Linked DNA regions of Homo sapiens: all the other regions are linked to region 1. The links are chromatin contacts, found by Hi-C or POLR2A ChIA-PET in ENCODE. All regions are on one chromosome and are shown on one strand. Each heading gives the region's core, a stretch centred on a gene start or an enhancer-like site at or near the end of the contact. The rest is flanking DNA. Distances are from core to core; before and after follow the strand shown. Region 1 has its middle 93 kb from the start of MIR4290. Region 2 overlaps LINC03062 (long intergenic non-protein coding RNA 3062). Region 3 has its middle 120 kb from the start of LINC03062.

The links. Hi-C counts contacts between places; a loop is a spot of excess contacts on that map. ChIA-PET counts read pairs that join two places held with the same protein, here RNA polymerase II (POLR2A). Pooled maps may share reads with other maps.
Region 2: a loop to region 1 is called in a map of endometrial microvascular endothelial cells, with 7 times the contacts of the local background. The contact joins two enhancer-like sites. A Hi-C loop is called at or near these places in 1 of 168 maps with a recorded cell type or tissue (endometrial microvascular endothelial cells) and 6 of 50 pooled maps. POLR2A ChIA-PET finds 5 or more read pairs at or near these places in 2 of 52 experiments (OCI-LY7 and activated CD8-positive, alpha-beta memory T cell).
Region 3: a loop to region 1 is called in a map of right cardiac atrium, with 3 times the contacts of the local background. The contact joins two enhancer-like sites. A Hi-C loop is called at or near these places in 6 of 168 maps with a recorded cell type or tissue (CD4-positive, alpha-beta memory T cell, Right ventricle myocardium inferior, heart left ventricle and 2 more) and 15 of 50 pooled maps. POLR2A ChIA-PET finds 5 or more read pairs at or near these places in 2 of 52 experiments (WTC11 and activated T-cell).

What each region holds. Positions count from the first base shown.
Region 1 is chr9:89,928,490-89,931,859 of GRCh38, forward strand. No RefSeq gene overlaps it. Among named protein-coding and RNA genes, the nearest start is that of MIR4290, 93 kb to the right of the region's middle. Within about 2 kb of position 1,887, at least 6 of the 41 ENCODE cell types and tissues checked have a DNase peak (open chromatin) inside an H3K27ac peak, as active enhancers do.
Region 2 is chr9:89,709,039-89,712,408 of GRCh38, forward strand. All of the region lies in intron 5 of LINC03062 (long intergenic non-protein coding RNA 3062), which reads left to right. Among named protein-coding and RNA genes, the nearest start is that of LINC03062, 71 kb to the left of the region's middle. RefSeq lists an enhancer at 3,237-3,370. Within about 2 kb of position 1,818, at least 3 of the 41 ENCODE cell types and tissues checked have a DNase peak (open chromatin) inside an H3K27ac peak, as active enhancers do.
Region 3 is chr9:89,755,151-89,758,520 of GRCh38, forward strand. No RefSeq gene overlaps it. Among named protein-coding and RNA genes, the nearest start is that of LINC03062, 120 kb to the left of the region's middle. RefSeq lists enhancers at 2,214-2,715, 2,716-3,215. Within about 2 kb of position 1,846, at least 3 of the 41 ENCODE cell types and tissues checked have a DNase peak (open chromatin) inside an H3K27ac peak, as active enhancers do.

The sequences.
Region 1 (3,370 bases), core at 637-3,136:
TCTCCAACTCATTGGAGGGCTTGGAGTCACATCAGTCAGGGCTCAATCAAGAGAGCAAAGCCCCAGTAATGGTCATGGAATAAGGGTTTCCTATAGGTACCAGGAATCCCACACTTGGGGCAGAAGATGGGGAAGTGAAGGCATGAAGAGAATGTTGGAGAATTAGGAGAGTCGCCAAGCAGACCTCATGAACCACTGGCATGGGTGGCCGAGTCAGAGCTTGCAGGGAAATCTGGGAAGCTGGGTGTGCCCAGATGCAGGAGACCACCAAGCGGTGCTGGTGGAGGAGTCTATGGAGAGCAATTGCCTCTGCAGCTACCACTACTGGGCAATAGATGTTTGTGGGTGGCCTGGAGCTGCCAGGTGGTGGGAAGAACCAGATACAGAGCAAAGGAGTGCAATGACGAGCTGCACCCACCAGCCCCTCCATACCTGTCCACCAGAGACATAAGCTGCCCCACCCTGCTTCCAGACCTTAGGCCAGTGTCCATTTTTGGCCAACTCTGTCCCCAGTCCATGCAGGAAAGGATTCCAGGAGACCAGTTTTCAGCTCAACCAAACTGAGCATAGAACAGCGCAGTCCAGAACCATGGCCCTCCGCAGTAAGGGGCTGATTCTGGCACCCAGCCCAGCTGTCCTCATAAGCCAGGTGGTCTGCATGCTTGTCCTAGATAGTTCTAGACTGACAAAGAGCTTTTGAGTCTCAGCTAAAGGTCCTTTTCACAAAGCAGGCAGGGGCAAACATTCAAATTCCAGCCTCCCAGAAGCTTTCCCAGACCTTTCCACCATGTAGCCCACTATTCCTGAATAACCCTTTGGGTTGCCTCTCTGAAGATTTGAGGCAAAAGTGATAGGTGGTCTTCTCCTATGCATCTCCATGCATTGGGTGACACAGGCACTTCTAGGGTGGTCATGGTGAAAGTGTCAGCAAGGACTCAAAGGCTCTGAAAAGTGGGTCTTCAGACAGAAACCCAATCAAACAAAGCAAGCCACCAGTGCCCCGGCCCAGCCTGTGGAATGCTGTCCAACCTCTTTCACTTAGGAGAGACAGGACAAGCTGTAAGCGTTCATATGCCAGCCTGGAGTATGGGGTCAGGGGTCTTGCTACTTATTAAAGATAGTCTCAGGAGAATGAGGAACAGAGGTTTGCTGTAAACTTCAGCCTTCAGGCCTTACGGGTAATTTGTTATACTGGGGAGGTCAATGGTCTAGCTCCTGCTTTGATCACAAGCAAAGGCTTCCAGATTGTTACTTATACCAGCAGTTGATTTATTACATCCAGGCTTGAAGTGTCAATGGAAATCCAACCTGAGCGGGGGCTGGGGAAGGGAGCAGGGGCTGGGGAAGGGAGCAGGGGCTGGGGAAAGGAGCAGGGGCAGAGGAAGGGAGAAGGGCTGTTTTAGAGTGCAAGTCCACTGCTCAGTCATCCCACAGTTTTGCACAGCCTGGCTGCGATTTCTGCAATATTCCCTCTGAGACACTCAATCTCTGAATATGGTCACGAATTTGCAACATTTGTGATTCATAATAATGAATCACAAATTCATGATGATGTTAATTTATTTGCTGAAACAGTAACGTCTTTTATGTTATTCTTGGTGGAAGCTGATGCCCAGGTGCCTCCCACCTCTGGCCACAAGTTCCTGGTTGCCAAATGGAAAAGGAGACACTGTAGGAAAAAAATAGGGCCAGATATTTACAGCTGGTCACAACACACAGGATATACACACATATCTGTCTGCTCCCCCTCCCTCCCCTACTGCTGCACAGTCTAGGGGCAGCTGTGTCCCATTGAAGCTATTTTTATACCCACTTCCTGTTCCTGGCAGTCATCCTTTGTGATTTCCTTGTTGTCTGCGTTTGTGGAGCCTTAGCCCCTAAAGGGTATGGCACAGACAGCAGCGGGAAGGACACCGGGCGGAAATCATCACACAGATCTTCCTCCGTCTGTCTCAGCACCAGGGTGCTTCCTCTGCCTCTTAGAAACCAGCAGCCACCCTGAGGCTACTACTTTTTCTATGTTATTGACGAAGACCCTGGTTTCACTCTGATAACTTTTGGTACAAGTGGTGCATCTTTCTTCAGGTATAGGGCCTGTGGAGTAAGGTCTGATTGGGCAGGTGATGGAGAGCCGGGCATAGATTTGCACTGACCTGCTTCGATGCGTTGTTGACAGTACATCCATCCATTCATTCATTCATTCCATTAGTCTTTCTTGCATGTCTAGTATACATCAGGACTTTTTGTGGAGGAAAAAGCAGCAAAGCACAGAAACCTAATCCCAGCCCTTAGGCGGTGTGCAGAGAGTTGGTGAGGCCAGCAGTTACAATGCCACTTCGTGAGCATAAGGCTGGGGCCCATAGGAAGCAGAGGCTGCGTGGAGAGAAAGCTGAAGCATCCATGTGTGGACTGAGAGAAGAAGGGACATGAGGGAGGGAAACTATGCTGGGCAGAGAAAATGGCCTCTCCACAGGCCAAGGAGCAGAATGTGGCTGAGAATGGAGTATGAGTGGCCGGCCTGGGGAGGAAGAGGCTGTGCTAGGGGCATGTGGAGCTATTAATGTCTGTAATGGCCTGGTGACACGGTAAGATTCTGTGTTAGAAAAATCCCTCTGCGCACACCATGGAGCATGGACTAGAGAGCGGCAGGTCTGGGGCAAGGTGGCCTAGTGGTAAGCAGGCTGCCAGAGGGGTCCCTGGCATCAGGTGAAACCTGGGCGAGGACAGAGGCCGGGCAACGTGGTGGAGAGATGGCAGCAGGAAGAGGTGCAGGAAGGGGAGAGGACAGAGCTGCAGAGCATGGGGAGAGTGCAGGCATGGGGTGAGAGGGGGAGGGAAGAAAGAGGGGAGTCATCATGAAGCTCAGGCTTCCTGTTTGGGGTGCCTCTACATTTTCTATCACTCTCAGTACCTCTTGAGGGGTTCTAGTCTCCACAAGGCCCTAAAGTCTCACCTGGGTTTCAGGTCTGGAATACCAGTAAAGCCCACACGGACTCCGAGAGTCTGCCTTGGTTTGTCTGTTTTGTGAGCAAGAGTGCCATCACCTGCACGACCCTCCTCCGAGGAGAGGCAGAAAGACCACAGTGCAGGTAAATTCAAATTTTGCCTACGTGGGAGGGAGAATCCTCTGCACAGCGGCTTTTGGCATGACTGCTCTTGGAATTAAAACTTGGGTTGCCTTAAGAAGGAACAGTATGGATTGTATTAAAATGTACTTTTTGGAAGGCAGGTGTGAGTGAAACAGCACCTACTGTATGATTGCCTTGATGTAGCACACACAGGTCGAGTGAATCCTGCTGTTGAAAGTTTGAAGAGCAGTTCCCCTTGGGTTAGTGATGAGAAGGGGCCGTGAGGGGCTTCTGGGAGCTGT
Region 2 (3,370 bases), core at 568-3,067, 220 kb before region 1:
GCCTGGCCAAAGATGTTGGCTTTCAGCTGTCCTCTCGGCCTGGGATCTCAGGAGTGCCCGTATGAGCCCTCTCCACTCAGCCTCTCCTAGCATGGTGGCCAGGTCCCAAGAGGGAGCATCCCAAGGGCCAGGTCCCAAGAGTTGACAAGGAGCTGCAAGGCCTCTGGATAGCCTGGGCTTGGAAGAATCAGAACTTGTATTGGTTGACAAAGTCACAGAGGTTGGCCCAGAGTCAAGTGGGAGAGATGAGGCCCTTGAAAGGGACTGGCAAGGCCACACCGCGGAAGAGACAGTGGGATGCTAGATGTTATTCAGCCATCTTTGGAAAATGCAACCTGCCGCTTCAGACTCACCTGAGGTCATTGCTTCCACTTCTTCCACTTCTTTTTCTTTTTTTCCTTCTTTCTCTTTCTTTCTTTCTTTCTTTTCTTTCTTTCTTTCTTTCTTTCTTCTTTCTTTCTTTCTTTCTTTCTTTCTTTCCTTCTTTCTTGTCTTTTCTTTCTCTCTTTCTCTCTTTCTTTCTTTCTTTCGCCCACTCCAGTGGATTGGAAGCAAGAGCCTTGTCTAAATAACCCACAGTTGGGTTCCATCACCTGGAACATCCATGCTAAAGTGGAAAAAAAAAAACCATGAAACTTTCCTGTTGAGTTTGACAGGGATATAAACTCTATCTGATTAATATCAAAGCAATACGTCTCTTGGCCTTAGTGCCATCTTCTTGGAAACCTCTGCACCGCGAGAGCCAAGTGGAGAAAGAAGCAAAAGCACAGACTGAAGCTCAAAGGAAGAAAGATGAGGCAGAGGTCCAAGTAAACCGCTAGGTTTTTGCACCCATGGAGGTGCCAGGAGCAGAAACATGAATGCCAGAGGCTGGAGATGCTGGTACAAGTTGTTGGACTGCATGCTACTGTCTAGAGCTTGTTTCAATGCATCTAGAACTTCATCGCCATCTGATCGCCAAGACCACCTCTGAGACCCACCTTGCTCATGTCCATAACTGTCCATGTTAGTCCTTTGCCCTGGACCTGTGACACTCTGGACTATTTCTGTGTTCACTTGTGGCCGAGTATAACAACCGTAGACTAAATCACCTCTTCTGCTGTCTTAGCTGAAGAAGCAATACGTTTGGAGGGAGAAGCCTAAGTAGCCAGGATTGCTGTTAAATATTTAGGAGCAGACTGCGTCTGTATCCTCATTTATTCTTTTCATTCAACGCATAGTAAATGACATTCCTACCACATGCCAGTAACAGCACTGGGTTCTAGGGATTAAAACAAATGTGAAAGAGCCCCTTTCCCGCCCCTGTTCTCTCTGTTGGTGAATCTCATGTGACCTCCAGTAGTGACATTACTTACCCTTTATCAAGCATGTGCTCCATGCCAGGCATTGCACTGAGATGGGCGTGCACATTGACACTGGTTTTTTGAATTCTGACAACGAGCTTGTCAGTTGGTTGTCCACATTTCTTTATAGACATGGATTGTGGCCTTTAGAGAGGTTGAGTGATGAGCTCAGAAATCTACAGCTCATTTTCTTTACGATTACAGCATGCTGCCACCAAGTACTGGTACCCCCGTCAATGGTAGCTGTTAGTGTTATCGGGCCTGCTGAAGTCACGTGGCCTCTGCTGCTACCCTGGGCCATGCACGCCATGTTCGCGTGGTGGCTTGGTGGGGGTCCCGTGGGCAGTAGGTCCAGTGCGAACTCATCTTATTTCAACAGTCAAGAGTCAAAAGAAAAGAGTCCGAAAAGGAAATCCAACCTATGACTAAGAAGTCCACAAAGTCCGTCAGGGGCTTTGTGTGAAAAACTAACCTGCTTAGTGTCAAGCTTGTTTATTCTTGGCTAAAAATGACTTCCTGTTTCTAAGAAAAGAGGCCTCTGGTGGATAGAAAACATTTCTTACAAAACAACTTTTGCTGAGCTCAGGCCCAGTGACTCAATGCCATGTGGATTATATTTCCTATAAAATGCTCCAGGCTGAAAAATCAAGGGTAAAAGTATTGGACAGGGGCTTCTGGAAGTGGGTTGTCCCCAGTGTAGACGGGGCTGTTTCCCCACACTCCTTCCTGGGGAGATGGAGTGCCCGGTCGGGGGAGTCCAGGCAGCGAGGATGAGAGGCCTTGCTTTCCCTTTGCTCTGGGGGCCTGGGGTTGTCTTCATCTGCTAGGGTCTCTGCAACGAGCACCACGGACCATTCAAGGCAGCTTAAACAACCACGTCACAGCTTAAACATTCATTGTCGATCGATGCTGCAGGTGAGATCAGGTAGGGGCTGGGGCTCTTACTGAACTTGTACCCTGGCCTCTTCCCCTTCCCTGCCCCACACCTCTCCCTCCATTTTTGCTATCCAGGAGCAAACCCTTTAGAAATCACATGAATCCATGCTTGAGCTCTGCTTCCAGGAGCTGGATTTATGGCACCAGCGTGATGCCGGGCACAGAGTAGGTGTGCAGGAAGTTCCTGTGAGTGAACGAGGAGGGGCACTTGCTCTCTCAGACACCAGGCAAGCTTCTCCCCACACGAGAGCTCTCAGATTCCCCACAGGTCCTGCAGGTGAGCAGTTTGTCCTCACATTACCAAGGAGGGGTAAAGGAAAGGCGAGCCATTTGGCCAGGCTGTGGCAGGCCAGGGATCTCAACACAGGTCTGTGTCACCACCCAAGCTGTATAGCTGTCCCCATGGCCTAGGTGAGGGACTTCACCTCCTTGTGCCTTGGATTTCTCATCTGTAAATTGGGAACATTGTTTGTTTGTGACGATTTAGTGCAGAACACATAGCCCAGCAGTGACTGCTAGCCCTGAGCGATGGCTCAGCACGCTGGGGAGGACTAGACCAATACCTCTGTACACACGCACACATATGCGCACACACGCCACTCACTACACACCCATGTACATACCCCCCATGCACACATGCATACACACACACAGGTACATCCACAATACACCCACATACGCATATGTATGCACATCCACACACACTACACACCCACACACGTGCCCAACCCCCATGTACATGCATGCACCTACACACCCATTCACACACCCTCATACATACACACATTCAGCCACATCCACACATACCTATGTACATACCCACATATATACATGCATGCACATACACTACACATACACACACACATATATGCACACAATGCATATACACTCACACACATATGCACATACAAGCACACCACAGAATGCACATGTACACATGATATGCAAGTACACAGTACACATATATATGCACACACATGCACACCTACATATCTCTATACACACATACACATAGAGGCAGCCACTCAGAACACTGGCATGTGGGTTCAATTAATTCTGGCTCGTGGCAATGTTGTTTGTTTAAGGAAGCT
Region 3 (3,370 bases), core at 596-3,095, 170 kb before region 1:
CTGGTTCCTCCCTAGCCCTTCTCAACATCAGTGTGATGGTGTCACCCACCCTTAGGAGCCCCCATACCTCTGCTGCAATGTGTGTCAGTCTTGATGTTGGCATGGCACCTTAGTTCCTTTATTCTGTTAACATTTTATTATAAACACTTTACAACATGCAGAAAAGCTGACATAATTGTACAGTGAAGAATTGTGTTCACAGTGTAGGTGGACATCCTCCTGACAACTGGATCCCATGATTAACCTTTTACTATCTTTGCTCTACCACATGTCTCCATCTCTCTGCCCTATCACCATGTCCATCTCATTTTTTTAATGCATTGCATGGAAGTTTCAGACATCAGTACATGCCACCCTAACACTTTAGCATGAATGTTATTGACTAGATTTCAGTATTTGTTAGCAGTTGTTTTTTGGGGGGAAGGGGTCAGATTTTCATTCAAAGACATGAACATATATTAACAGAACAATCTGATGTATTTAGGCAAATGCATCCGCTTCCATAATCCAAATTCTATAGAGATATAGGGCATCACCATTGCCCTAGAAAGTTCCCTTCTGCCCCTTCCCAGCCAATCCCCACCTTCAACTCCCCAAAGATAACACTGGCAGCATTTTGTCAACATAGCTTAGCTTTGCCTTTTCTGGAAATTCGTATAAACGGAATCGTAGAGTATACACGCTTCCGGTTTATTGATTCATCTGTGTGGCCGATTACATGCATCTGCAGTTGGCTCCTTTTAATTGCTGAGGAGTGTTCCAGCATACAGAGGTAGTGCTGCGCTGTTGATGGATGCCTGGATGCTTTCCAGCTGGCAATAGTGAGTAACAAAGCTGCTATGTGCCTCCTTGCACACATCTTTGGATGGATGCTTTCGTAATACACATGGGTGAAATGGCAGTGTGCACACCAGCCTCTTTGTGACATGCCCCTTGCCTACTTCTCAGCCACACAGCCCTGGCTGCGGAGAAGCCCTGAGCTGTTTCTCATATACCAGATGCTGTTTCATATGCGAGGACTGTGTGCGCCGGGTCCCCAACCTCTGACACTCTCACTCTCTTCTGGGTGTTCCCTCCTCCGTCATCTGTGTTCCTGCAACAAGTTCGATTCCAAGGTTTTCCTTTGACTCCAAGGGTTTCCTCTGATTCCAAAGGTTTCTTCTTGAAGTTATTCCAGGAAGTGCTGGCAAGTGTAGGACGTGCATGCTATATGTGATGAGCTGTCACCACTGGACACTGGGGCACAGTCCCTGGAGACCTCAAGGGCAAGCGCAGAACTGGCTTTGGTGTTGTCTTCTCTGGAGGCTAAGAAGCTGGGGAGATTACCCTCTGACTTCTGCAGTGCCTCCCATCACCAGCTTTGTTGCCCAGGCAGGCTCTCAATCAGTTCCCGAACCCACCCGGAGAGGCTGAGTGGAGTGTGCAGGGAGCATCCTCAGGCAGAGCCCGGCATTGCAGTAGGGCCTGCAGCTCTGTGGGAAAACAGAGACCCAAGGTCAGGCTAGCAGGGCACCCACAATGCAAACCACACCTTCTCCAGAAGCCTCCCCTGACCACCTTTTGCGTATTCTTTCCTCTGTGCTCTGATGTCACAGGGCACATGCATGCCTGGCGGTGCTCGCTTGTGCCAGTTGCAGTGGTCTGTTGGTGAGGTTTTCCCTCTCAGCTGCAAACTCCTCAGGGAGTCTCTCCATCTCTGCACCCCCAGGACTCGAAACAGCCCTTGAATGCATCAATTCACTTGTACCCTTACCACACTATCTATTCTGTCCCAGGAGTCACCTTCTACAGTGTCCTGTCACAAAGGTTTGGCTGGGACTGCTGGCAAAAGCCACTGGCTTGCTGCCTGTCCCTCCCTGGCAAGCCAGGCCTGTGTGCTGTGTGTGTAACCTTTGACAAAGTTTGTGGTCTAAAGGTTATGCTGACTGGGCTGGAGGTGAGGCGAGGACAGCGTGTGTTGGAGGTTGGTGGAGTTTTGCCAACTAGAGCAAGCTTAGTGCCACCCCCTCGCTGGGCCCTGTTCCCTGAGGAAAGAGCCTATGGTTGGCTCTTACAAGACCACAGGTCAGTCTGTGCCTTCCTGTGTGCGTCTCACCCTGGTCGGGTGGGGTAGAGTGAGCACAGAACTAGGCACATGGTTCCAGGCCGCTTCACTGCTTCCTTAAGGTTGAGAATGTCCCCCAGGTCTCTTGTGCCTGGGATTAGTGGAAGCAGGTCCTGCTGGGACTGCAGCTGGGTGCCCTGGTCACCAATCCAGCTTCAGGAACTGAGCTGGATACCTGACACCTTAAGTGGGGTCATTTGCCCTATGGACCCACATCTGGGCACAGGGCCATTTCGTTCTCAACTCTTTTGTCAGGAAATCTTTTCGTGTTCTACTCACTTGGTGATTTTGTCCATTCAACACAGGTTTTTGGAGTCCCTGGCAGGGGCTTGGCAGATGCTGTGATGTATTGGTCCAGGGAATCGGCTTCCACCCGCAGCCCCAAAGCTCTTTCTTTCTGGCATCCCCATCCATGAGGGCTGGCTGTAGGTCAAGGTGGGGTGCTGCACCCTACACCATCACTCAGAGATCCACGGCCCTTCCATCACGTGGCCCTGCCATCCTCCTGGGCCCTGGGTTTCTCAGTTGGATTCTGTGAATCCAGGAGGTGAATGAGGAGAAAAACAGCATGGAGGATCCCATGGGAGGCTTCAGGGCCAAGCCTGAGTAAGATGCGCGTCACTTCTGCTCACAATCAATTTCCCAGAGCTTTCTCAGGACCCCCTCCCCACCCCAGCCACCCACGAGGCTGGGAAATGTGGTCTCCAGGGCTGGAGGGACACGTGACATCATCCTGGCCACACGTGGGGAAGGTTAGACCCGCCTCTCGGCCATAGGTGGCTGATGATCTAGTGAGCAGGATGCGTCCACACCCTTGCTGGTGACACTGCCTATGGAGGGGTATGGGCCCTGACAACAACAGCCTCATTTTCCAGTTCCTAGGTCAAGAGACAACTGTTTCCAATGTAAACATTCTTAAATAATTCTAAAATTAATTCTCACTTGGTTATACATGTAAGGTATTTTCTCCCAAGTGGTGCTGCACAGCAACAGTCATACCTGGAGAGCTTCCTGGGGAGTGGCTGGCAGAGTTGCTGTGTGGTGGGGTTGGGCTGGGACACTTGAGCTGAGCAGCCAGCCAGGGCTCTGTGCCGTGTCCCCTGCGTTTCCACAGGAAGGACTGTAGGAGTGTGGGCTTGCCAAGGTTACGAGGTGATAGGACATTTTCACAATGGAGCTCTTTCTTATATGCAATGTCCCTAGTGCAGCTTTCAAAAAATAGGATGAAAACTCATTTTTTTTTTTTTTCTGAGGCCGAGTTTCACT